2 separate regions of the Mus musculus genome follow, and region 1 is linked to region 2. A link is a loop called in an ENCODE intact Hi-C map of the cell type or tissue named here. Cell type or tissue: heart. All regions are shown on one strand. Each heading gives the region's core, and the rest is flanking DNA. Links, peaks and the distances in the headings are about the cores only.

Evidence for each region. A loop is a pair of places that touch in the nucleus more often than their neighbours do. Peaks named below come from ENCODE experiments on the same cell type or tissue, not always from the same donor. Only the 100,000 strongest peaks of a DNase experiment are listed, where the experiment ranks them.
Region 1: a loop joins it to region 2, with 6 times the contacts of the local background. A loop is called at or near these places in 11 of 42 quality-filtered maps.

What each region holds. Positions count from the first base shown.
Region 1 is chr11:88,059,514-88,065,124 of GRCm38, forward strand. No RefSeq gene overlaps it. Among named protein-coding and RNA genes, the nearest start is that of Vezf1, 6.0 kb to the right of the region's middle. In heart, for the core only: a CTCF peak has its summit at 2,877 (motif pointing right); no DNase peak of the experiment used is centred there.
Region 2 is chr11:88,159,029-88,164,639 of GRCm38, forward strand. All of the region lies in intron 1 of Cuedc1 (CUE domain containing 1), which reads left to right. Among named protein-coding and RNA genes, the nearest start is that of Mrps23, 43 kb to the right of the region's middle. In heart, for the core only: a CTCF peak has its summit at 3,252 (motif pointing left); DNase peaks (open chromatin) are centred at 513, 2,263, 2,843, 3,193 and 2 weaker places; H3K4me3 peaks cover 1,809 bases; H3K27ac peaks cover 3,867 bases.

The DNA.
Region 1 (5,611 bases), core at 390-5,389, 100 kb before region 2:
GTGGTTAAGAACACTGACTGCGTTCTGAGTTCAATTACCAGCAACTACATGGTGGCTCACAGCCATCTACAATGGGATCTATTGCACTCTTCTGGCATGCAGGTGTACATGGAGACAGAGCACTCATATACATGAATATTAAAAAAAAAAAAAAAGCCAAAGAACCTGCCAGTGGTAAGTATCAAAAGATCCCTACTTGGTGTTTTTGTTTTTGTGATAGGGTCTTCTGCTATCTAGCCTGATCTCAAATTTGCTATGTAGTTGAAAATGACTTTTGATCTTTCTGCCTACTCCCCTCAAGTGCTAGGGACTAGAGACAGTTTGTGTGGTACTGGGAGTGGAACCAGGACTCTTAGATGTTAAGCAAGCAAACATTCTACCAACTGAGCTAGAGCTCCAGCTTCTACATTGACTGAGTATACATTAAAGTTTATATGAGATCTACAAAAGCAAACCCACAGAGTTTCTCTGTGTAGCCTTGGCTGCCTGACTGTCCTAGACCTAACTCTGTAGAACAGGCTGGTCTCCTAAGTTACAAAGATCTACCTGCCTCAGCAAGTGCTGGGATTGGAGGCCTGGGCCACCATTGCCCATCCCCAAATTGAATTGTTATCAGCTGAGATAGGTGAGTTGTTAAGTTGGTATGCTAAACTTGCCAATTTTCAGTATGCAGTCAAAATGTTTGCATTCTACAGCCTACAACTGATTAAAATTCATGTCAACTGGGAAGGTTGTCATTGAGATGCCCTGACTAGCTTTTCAAAATGTTCAATGCATCCTTCTATTTTGAATTCTGATCATGGCCTGATTGGGGACTATGTCTAAACAATTTCTTTTTAAATGATATCTGGAGGGCTGGGTGACTCTTGAAGCTGTATGAGTATACTGCTGTTGTGAAATGCTGGGTTTATGATGTCACTTTCTCTTCTTGAGTTCCCTTAAATGTGTCTCCAACTCAGAACACTTCAACACATTGTTAGTGTTTTTGGTTTTGTTTTAAATTTGATTTTATGTATATGGATATTTTGCCTGCTTGTATGTCTGCATTGCTTGAATGCCTAGTGCCTAAAGAGATCAGAAGGGTGTCTGTCATATTCCCTGCCACTGGGTTTGTAGACAGTTGTGAGCAAGATGTGGGATCTGGGAATTGAACTTGAGTCCTCTGAAGAGCAGCCAGTGCTCTTAGCAGCTGCTGAGCCACCTTTCCAGCCCATTAAAAAAATTTTTTGTTTGTTTGTTTGTTTTTTGAGACAGGGTTTCTCTGTGTAGCCCTGGCTGTCCTGGAACTCACTCTATAGACCAGGCTGGCCTCGAACTCGGAAATCTGCCTGCCTCTGCCTCCCAAGTGCTGAGATTAAAGGCTTGCGCCACCACGGCCTAGCTAAAAATTTTATTACATTATATTACATTACATTATATGTACATTATATTACATTACATTATATGTATATGTGGAAAGTCAGAGGACAACTAGTGGGAATTTTCTCTTTTTAATGGGAGCCTTAGGGATCTGACTCAGGCTGTCAAACTGTCAAACTTAGTGACAACAGTGTCTTACCTACTGAGCACCCACACACACACACACACATACACCTGTTCTTTGAATTCTGGGGATCAAGCAAAATTCCTTATCTATGCTAAAGAAGTGTTGGATCTCTCCCACCTATGAACCTCCCATCTTACCATTGGTCAGGTTAGCTTGAATTTTTACAGTTCTCTGATGAGAAGATTAGTCATATCAGATCATATGGATTGTGGAACTTTTGTTTGTTTGTTTGTTTAAAGACTGGGTCTACTATATAGTCCTGCCTGTCCTGGAACTTACTGTGTAGACCAGGCTGGCTTCAGACTCAGAGATCTGCCTGCCTTTGCTTCCCAAGTGCTGGGATTAAATGCATGTGCTACCATGCCCAGCTTATATATAGTTTTTAAGAGAGCAGAGTAATTGTTTTCATTGAAAGAGTTGTATATTGAACATATGTGGGAGCTTTCTCAGATGTTAGCATTAGTTTTATTAAGTATACCTATGTAGGTGGTCATAGACAAATTTCTCCAAGTTACTAATTCTAACACATAAGTACCACTAAGTGGTGTTTTCCATTCCAAACTATATGTAGTTTAATAAATAGTTCTGAAATAATTTTCATATAAGGAACATAACTACATTGTGACATTCTTGTCTAAAGTAAACACCAAAGGAAAAAAAAAAGCAGAAATAATGTATTACATTATTACAAAGCCAGCAGTGGGCTTTCACACGTAAAACGCATGAAGCATTTGCACTGCCTTGGGTTGACGACCATCTGTTCCCCATGCTTTCAGTGCTGAATGAAATTGGGGAGAAAATCAAAGGAGAGGTGGGAAGGGAAAGGAAGTTAGGGAAAGAGGAAACAGCTGTAAGGTAAGAAAGGCCCTACAGAGATTATAAAACAAAAGCAGGGCCAGATTAGGCCCTGAGACTAGATAGCTAGTTAACTTTTGTCAATTGAGAAGAGCTTTGTATACTTTGAGACAATATGTACTTCAAAAGCACTAGCTAGTCTTCTCAGTGTACCATAGTAACTAGTTCATTGAGTCAAAAGCTATCCTGCCCTCCTAGAATTTCTTCATACTGAGCAGAGAGCCTGTTGCCAATGTGTACACAAACTAAGGGTCAAATATTTTGACAACAGCAGGTACATATTACAATTTAAAGAGTGAATGGGGAGAGGTGGATGCTGAGTACAGCTTCAGCCACTGTAGCAATAGCTCCTGTACCTGCCCTTTTATTATATTTATGACTGAACAGTATAACAAAATGTAGTAGCTTATAGTTCAGAGACTCATGGTCAAACTTTTTTTTTTTTAAGATTTATTTTTATGAGTGCTCTATCTGCATGTATGCCTGCATGCCAGAAGAGGGCATCAGATCCCGGCATAGATGGTCGTGAGCTACCACATGGTTACAGAGAACTGAACTCAGGACCTCTGGAAGAACAAAGCTCTTAACCACTGAGCTGCCTCTCCAGCCCCAGAAACATTTTTTTTAAGGTACATTTATTTTATGAGTACACTATAGCTGTCTTCAGACACATCAGAAGAGGGCATCAGATTTCATTACAGATGGTTGTGAGCCACCATGTGGTTGCTGGGAATTGAACTCAGGACCTCTGGAAGAACAGTTAGTGTTCTTAACCGCTAAGCCATCTCTCCGGCCCCCAGAAACATTCTTGTTTTTCTTTTTTTTTTGTTTTTGTTTTTGTTTTTTGTTTTGCTTGTTTTCGAGACAGGGTTTCTCTGTATAGCCCTGGCTGTCCTGGAACTCACTTTGTAGACCAGGCTGGCCTCAAACTCAGAAATCCGCTTGCCTCTGCCTCCTGAGTGTTGGGATTAAAGGCATGCGCCACAACCCCCAGCAGAAACATTCTTTTTTTTTTCCCAAAGATTTATTTATTTATTTATTTATTTATTTATTTATTTATTTATTTATTTATTTATTTATTATATGTAAGTACACTGTAGCTGTCTTCAGACGCACCAGAAGAGGGCATCAGATCTCATTACGGGTGGTTGTGAGCCACCATGTGGTTGCTGGGATTTGAACTTCGGACCTTCGGAAGAGCAGTCGGGTGCTCTTACCCACTGAGCCATCTCACCAGCCCCAGAAACATTCTTAATAGAATTAATTCCCACTTCTGGAAACTGAGCCAGATCTTAGGTTTATCGGGTCTTCTGTTGTGTCCGTTGGCTTGTTTTCTAGACCAGAATAGCCTTTCAGATCCTAATCTGACTACTCTTCTGATGTCACTTCAGGACTTAGATTGTTGCCGTTCACATCTTTAACCCAGAGAGAGAGAGAGAGAGAGAGAGAGAGAGAGAGAGAGAGAGAGAGAGAGGAGAGAGAGAGAGAACGAACTTGCACTCAACACTGGTTTCGTGATTTCCTGTTTCTTTTACTACCAAAAATTGAGGGACAACCCACCTCAGCAGATTGGAAATCTAATTGGCCCAGTAGAAGAGAAACTGAAGAGAACTGTTGAAGTAAAGGTTGTTCACTAAAAAGCTTGCTTTCATTCCACTTATATAGAAACATTTAGAGAGGCATTACAATCAGTAAAAATCTTTATATGTGAATAGCATTTTTAGATTGGTGACACAATACTGGCTAATATCACTTTATTCTCAGGATATTTGGTGTAGAAGCAATAGCCACTGAGAAGGGTTCCTCCTCTAAGCAACTTTAAAAGTTTTGATGACAACCGAGCCTAAGCTTTGTGTTTTAGTCAGTCCTACCAGTTTGTAGGACTGTTAAGTCAGCCATTGCTCTAGGGACCTAGGGCGTCTAAGGGCAGTGAGGAGCAGGTGTCCAGAGGAGAAATGTTGGTGCCTGAATGTGTTTTCCAGATGTATTGAATTTCACTTAGTATATTTTTGACTTGTCTTAGTTTCTTTCCTGCTGTGGCCTATGCTATTTTGCTTGTGTTCAGTATTCCTTCTTGCTTACTGTTGCTTACTTAGGATTAAATTTAGGGCTAATCACATGCTAAGCAAGTGCTCTTTTTTTTTTTTTTTGGCGGGGGGTCTGAGATAGCGCTTCTCTGTGTAGCCCCACCTGCCATAGAACTCACTCTGTAAAGTATGCTGGCTGCAAACAAGAGACTCACCTGCCTCTGCCTCCCAAGTGCTTGTATCAAAGGCGTGCGCCACCACTGCCTAGCTTAGAGAAGAGCTCTACCACTGAGTTACATTCCCAACCCTTATTTGTGGACATTGCATCATCCAGGAATAAAATGGAAGCTAGCGTTTTGACATAAATGCTTTATTGGTGAAACTGATAGGTATGTTGTTGACTTTTGACAGTCAAAAAGGGTGATGTGTTTATGTGAGCTTAGACTCAGTTTTTGAAGTCTTGGGTCATGACCTTTGTAAAAAATGTGTTTTGATCACGTTTCTCAAATACCAGCTGGACTCTACTAGACATGTGAGTAGATTTGTTCCTTGTGACTATTACAGCTGTCAAGGAACTTAAATAGGTGTTCAGGAACAAAGAAATCTTTATTGTTTTCCTCGCCAGTTAAAACAGACAACTAGCAATGACACTTTAGCGTGGTTATCCAGTAGAAGGGAAGGAGAGTGCTTCTGCTGTCCTTCCAGGCAAGCCTTCCTTTCTTTTCTGGCAGGGCTACACTTTCTCCCATGGTCGGATTGAGGCTGGTGTTGAGGGGTGACCATTCTTTATGGCTAGTACTTCTTGGTACTCCTCTCTCTGCCCCTTACGCAGCCCTAGCTGAGGTGTACTCCCACTGCCACCCAAGTTAGTCTCAAACACTCAACAATACTCTTTCCCTGGGATTGTAGGCCTGGGCCACCACTCCAGACAAATCTGCGTGATTGTTATTTGGGGATTTTGTTTTGCTTGGTGTATAGTTGTGTATGAGTGCATGTGTATGCATATGTGCTTCAGTACACACAGGAGGCCTACTAACGACAATTTGAAGGGTTTTTTTTTTTCCTTTTTTTCCCTTTTTCTTTTTTTTTTTTTTTTTTTTTTTTCTTTCTTAGACAGGGTCTCTACCTCTGTCAAGATGATGAGAGAGAACGTGCCTCTTTCTCTCTTTCTGAGTAAGTTGGA
Region 2 (5,611 bases), core at 457-5,456:
TGGGTCTGGACAGCTTCACTTGGTCCCAGGCACGTACATGTTCTTGCCAGTCCCTGGGGTGGAGTGGGAAGCAGCCCCTCTCCGCCCAATGAGGTCTCATCTCCTCAGCCCAAAGTTGAACTGTTGGCTGAGTTGGCTGCGTTTGTTGATAGAGAGAGAAGCTGTTGTGGAAATATTCCCTAACCCGCCCAGGTTTTGGTAAACAGTCTGTTACTCAGGCAACTTGACAGCTTTGGTGGGAAGGGGAATAGGAGCTTGGTAAGAAAACTGGGTTTTGTGAGCTTTCTGTTCTTCTAGATATAACTTTACCGCCAGCCCTTTCTTACCTTGCTCCCTGGACTTGAACACTATTTCATAACTGGAAGACCCCTCTCCGGCCCTCCTCAGCTCCCTTAGGGTTAGTTTGTGCCCTGGGATTCAGTGCTGCCCCCAGTCTGGCGATCTTTGCCGTGTGCTCCTTCTCTGTCCGTTCTGTGGTCTGTGCCAGGGAACAGAGTGGCTCTCCAGCCTGACGGATGCTGTGTTGAATCTGGAATCAGACAGCTTGGGTTCAGATTTCAGCTTGGCCACTTAGCCATGTGACCTTGAGCAAGTGTTTCACTCTCTGTAGCTCACTTTTCCGTCTATACCGTTGGAGAGGGTGGGGGAGCATTTACTGCATAGGACTGCAGAAAGCATAAAGAACATTGATACACGTGAGGCCCTTTGCCACGGTGCCTGGTGAGGAGAGAGGCTCAGGCGGTGGGCATCAGTCATCGTGGCTACGATGCCGTTATCATTTGTTGGAGACAGGGGTCTCACTATGTAGCCCTGGCTGGCCTGCAACTCACTATGTAGGTCAGGCTGGCCTTGAACTCACAGAGGTCTGCCTGATTCAACCTCAGGTGCTGGGATTGCAGGGTGTGAACTATGACACCTGGCCTTAAAAATAATAGTATCTGTTATTACATTGAATTTATTTGTACTGTATGTATGTGTGCTTAAGCTCACTCAAGCACACATATGAAGGTCAGAGGACAACCTGCAGAAATGAGTTCACTTCTACCATGTGGATCCTGGAGGTGGGACTCAGGATGTTAGAGGTGGTGGCAGGTGCCTATACCCACTGAGCTACCTCACTGGCCTTATTTATTTATTTATGAGACAGGATTTTACTATATAGACCAGGGTGGCCTTGAACTCACAAAGATCCTCCTGCCTTTGTACCTTTGTGCAAGGAATAAAGGCACGCACCCACCCCACACACATACTTTAGTTTTCTGTTTTGATCCTGGGTTCTCCCAGTATCAGCCCATTTAGCATTCATCCTGTGCTTACAGGTATGAGCCACCACCCATGAGCTTAACACAGGAGCTGGTTGTGTTATGAATGTCTGCAGAGCTTCATCAAAGTTGGAAGAGGGACTGGACTCCTCAGGGCTCCTTTTATGGCTGCTAAGTGTCAGGGCAGGGATGAAGGATGGTGCCCAAGGGCTGGCTGAGGATCTAGGGCCAGATCTGCCCGTGGGGGAGGGATCTTAACTTCCTTTGGAGTCCTTTGCCCTGGTGCCTCACCCTCAGACACATGTGGCTACAGACTCGGTCACTTGTGTTGATGCAGGAGAAGGAAGAGTCAGGCAAGGTTCTCCTCACGAAGCAGCGCAGATCCACTTAGATAGAAGGAGGGGTTACAGAGGCGTTGTGCCATGCGCTAGTCCTGGGTATGGCCTAACCTCTCACCCTGCTAGCTCTCCAGACTGGAAACCATGTCTCCTCCTAGCAGAGAGTTTGGGCGTCTTTTTTTTTTTCTTCTTTAAATTTATTTTTCTTTATGTGTATGTGTGTGCACCTCTGTGTATACCATGTTTATGCAGGTGCTCACAGAGACCAGACGAAGATTTTGGATCCCTTGAACTGGAGTTTCAAGTGGTTGTGAGCCAGCTAATGGATGCTGGGGACTGAACTCTGGTCCTCTACAAGAGCAGCAAACTCACTTAACTGCCTAGCCATCTCTACAGGACACACCCCGCCCCCTTTACTCCCCACTCCCCCGCCCCTTTCTCCTTATCCCCTCCAGCACTTTCAAAAAAAAAATCCTCGTGAAAAAGAGATGACTAACAGAGGTAAGGGACCAACCCAGGTCACACAACAGGGCGTGGCAACAGTGTTTTTCCCTCGGGTTTCCCTCCTCCCGCCATGTCCAACCTGGCCTCTTGCTCTGGTTGCTGCGCCAGGGTTAGAGAATGGGCACAGGTGTAGCTGCCCTGCAGTTCTGGGGGCTCTGGGAATGAGGCAGGCTTTGTTGTCGTCCGAGCAGCTGTGACCGTTGGGGCTGAGTATCCATTAAGCCGTTTCCGAGCCCTGGGCGGGAGCAGGAGGCTCGGCATTTAAAGGTCACCCGGCTTTTGAAGCTACAGCGACATTAATAGCTTGTGAAGAAAACAAGCCTGTGCAGGGGCCGGAGGACAAGGCGGCTCTGTCAGCGCTGCCCCTCCTCCCCAGGGTGCTTGGCCACACACATGCCGGCTCGGGCGCGGGCGCGCGCGCGCGCGCGCGCGCGCACACACACACACACACACACACACACACACACACACACACACACACACACACACACACACACACACACACACACACACACACACACACACAGACCGTAGCTTCTACCTCTTGCTCATCCACCTCTCCCTCCTCCCTTTTCGAGCCTCTTCAGTTCTGATGCCTTAGAACTCGGCAGACTGCCCTGCACCCACCCCCACGGTGTCCGAGGTGACAATTGTATGAGGAGGCGGCTGCCGAGCCCAGCAGCTTCTCTGTTCACACCGCGTCACCCACTTAAGGTTTCCCTGGGACTTAGCCACATGACCTCATTCTGACCCCTCTGGCCCTGGTATCATGGAGTCTTGCTGAAGCAGTCAGCCTGGGCCCCCCTTCTCTTCCCAGATGGGTAGGGTACAGATGTCACCCTTCAGGTCTGATAGCTTGTCTCGAGGCTCTGCCGCAGCACTGGCTGCCCAGGATTCCCAGTCCGGGTAGGCACTGGAGGATAAAATGCCTTGGGTGGATTAATTCCATCTCCTGAGGAGAGAGCACAGAAAGTGGTGTCTTGACTGCAACCCCAACCCCCACCCCCACCCCTTTCTGAGATGCCTGTGCTATCCAGTGGCTCTTCTGTCCTCCCGTCAGTCCCAAGGGTGGGGGATGGGGCACAACAAGGTTCTGGGAGGGCAGCTGCGGTTAGCCCTTTCCCAGGAGCCGCTGTGGCCTGGGCCCTGGGACACCACCTAGTGGCCTGGTCTGTTGGTGTCACTGGGCTATGCATGGTTCTTAGGCAAGAAATGAGTCCCTTAAGACTATTGCAGGTGGACCAGATGTTCCAAACGCTCCTCATCCACTGACAGAGAGGAAGTCTGGGGTAGGTGGAGATGAGAGAGGGAGAGGGAGAGGGAGAGGGAGAGGGAGAGGGAGAGGGAGAGGGAGAGGGAGAGGGAGAGGGAGGGAGAGAGGGAGAGAGGGAGAGGGAGAGGGAGAGGGAGAGGGAGAGGGAGGGAGAGAGGGAGAGAGGGAGAGGGAGAGGGAGAGGGAGAGGGAGAGGGAGAGGGAGAGGGAGAGGGAGAGGGAGGGAGAGAGGGAGAGAGGGAGAGGGAGAGGGAGAGGGAGAGGGAGAGGGAGAGGGAGAGGGAGAGGGAGAGGGAGAGGGAGAGGGAGAGGGAGAGAGAGGGAGAGAGGGGGAGAGGGAGAGGGAGAGGGAGAGAGTAAGTGCTGGCCCACAGCTTCATACCTCCTTCTGGGGTCTCAAGTTCTAGGTTGACCCTGTTCTAGCTTGGGGAAAAATACAGTCAAATTGGCAGTGGGAGAGGCACTGTCTCCTGACCCCTGGGGCTGATTGTGTAGCCGTCAGAATTGTGTGCAGGGAGAGAAGGCCCTGATGACAGTCAGAGAGAGCTTGTGGGATCCAAACGGCTGCTGGGCTTTGGACACCCATAGTTGGTTACTGTGTTACCCCACCGGTTGCTTCTCTGCTCGTCCACTTAGTTAGCACAGGCTGACTGTACTGGGTGCTTTGTGGACACTGGGAGCTCCACACTGGATGTGGCAAATCTGCCCTAAAAAATGCTGATCTAGTGTAGAAGATGGTCACTGGCAAGTGCACTGTATATGATGTTTGTGACAGAGGATGACAAAGCAGGGCAAAGGTCAAGGAATGCCGGAAGACAGACTGAGCTGATAGAGCAGTCTCCCTGACAATGTGGCAGGGACCAGAAGGAGGAGAGACAAGGTGCTGAGAGAGCTTAAGGTCCCAAAGGAGAGTGTAGGTTTGTTGGTCAAGTGATCTGCACAGAGTGCTCAGGGTGGCTGGATGAACGGCAGCCACGTCAGTACGTGTCTACGTGTGTCTGCATGTCTCTGTGGGTGTACCTGTGGGCATACACCTGTACTTCTTTTGCTTGTGTCCCACTCGGGCTTTGAATTTGCTATGTAACTGCGGATGGCCTTGAAGCAAGTGTTCCTCCTGCCTCCGTTTCCTGATTGTTGGGATCACACGTGTGCATCACCACACCTGGCTTATGCAGTGTGCTGGACTCAACCCAGAGCCTCCTGCGTGACACACAGGCACCCTACTGACTGAGCTGCGTCCTTAGGCTCCATACAGACACATTTGAAGGCAGGAACACAAAGGATCTTATAGACCATGGTGAAGTTCTGGGATGTGGTCTAAGGACTAACAGCCAGGGACTTTGGAGGTAAGGAAAGACATGTGGCCACAACATGCAGTCCACAAGGAAACAGGGAGGTGGCAGAGGACAAGAAGCCACCAGATCCTGAGGGACAGTCTAAAAGGCAAGGAAGATGGGGATTGTTGTGGGTTGAATGGAGGGTGTAAGGGATATGTTCTTTTTGTTTTGTTTTGTTTTGTTTTTTTGAGACAGGGTTTCTCTGTGTAGCCCTGGCTGTCCTGGAACTCACTCTGTAGACCAGGCTGGCCTCGAACTCAGAAATCCTCCTGCCTCTGCCTCCCAAGTGCTGGGATTAAAGGCGTGCACCACCATGCCTGGCTAAGGGATACGTTCTTTTTTTTTTTTTTTTTAAAAGATTTATTTATTTATTATATGTAAGTACACTGTAGCTGTCCTCAGACACTCCAGAAGAGGGAGTCAGATCTCGTTACGGATGGTTGTGAGCCACCATGTGGTTGCTGGGATTTGAACTCAGGACCTTTGGAAGAGCAGTCGGGTGCTCTTACCCACTGAGCCATCTCTCCAGCCCAGGGATACGTTCTTAAAGATGGTCTCCAGGCTTTGACCTCAGCGGGCAGAGGTGGTGCATAGACAGGAGACACAGGCAGGGTTGGATCAACCTATTCTGTCAGAGCTACTGGTGGGCATCTGGGCAGAGAGCATAGTAGGTTGCATAGTTGTGGTGTAGAGGGAGTGTCTGGAGGAAAGGCAAGACCAGGAGCTAGCATGCAGCTGGCAGAAGATATTAAAACCACAGGATTTCCTCAGCGGGTATAGCATGAGGTACCAAGGCCTCAGAACAGCCCACCACAGCCTGTCCCAGCAGGGACTTCCTCCATCCTAGGAACCCAGATAAGTTCCATCGCAGCATTTCTCTCTCACACACACTGCTTC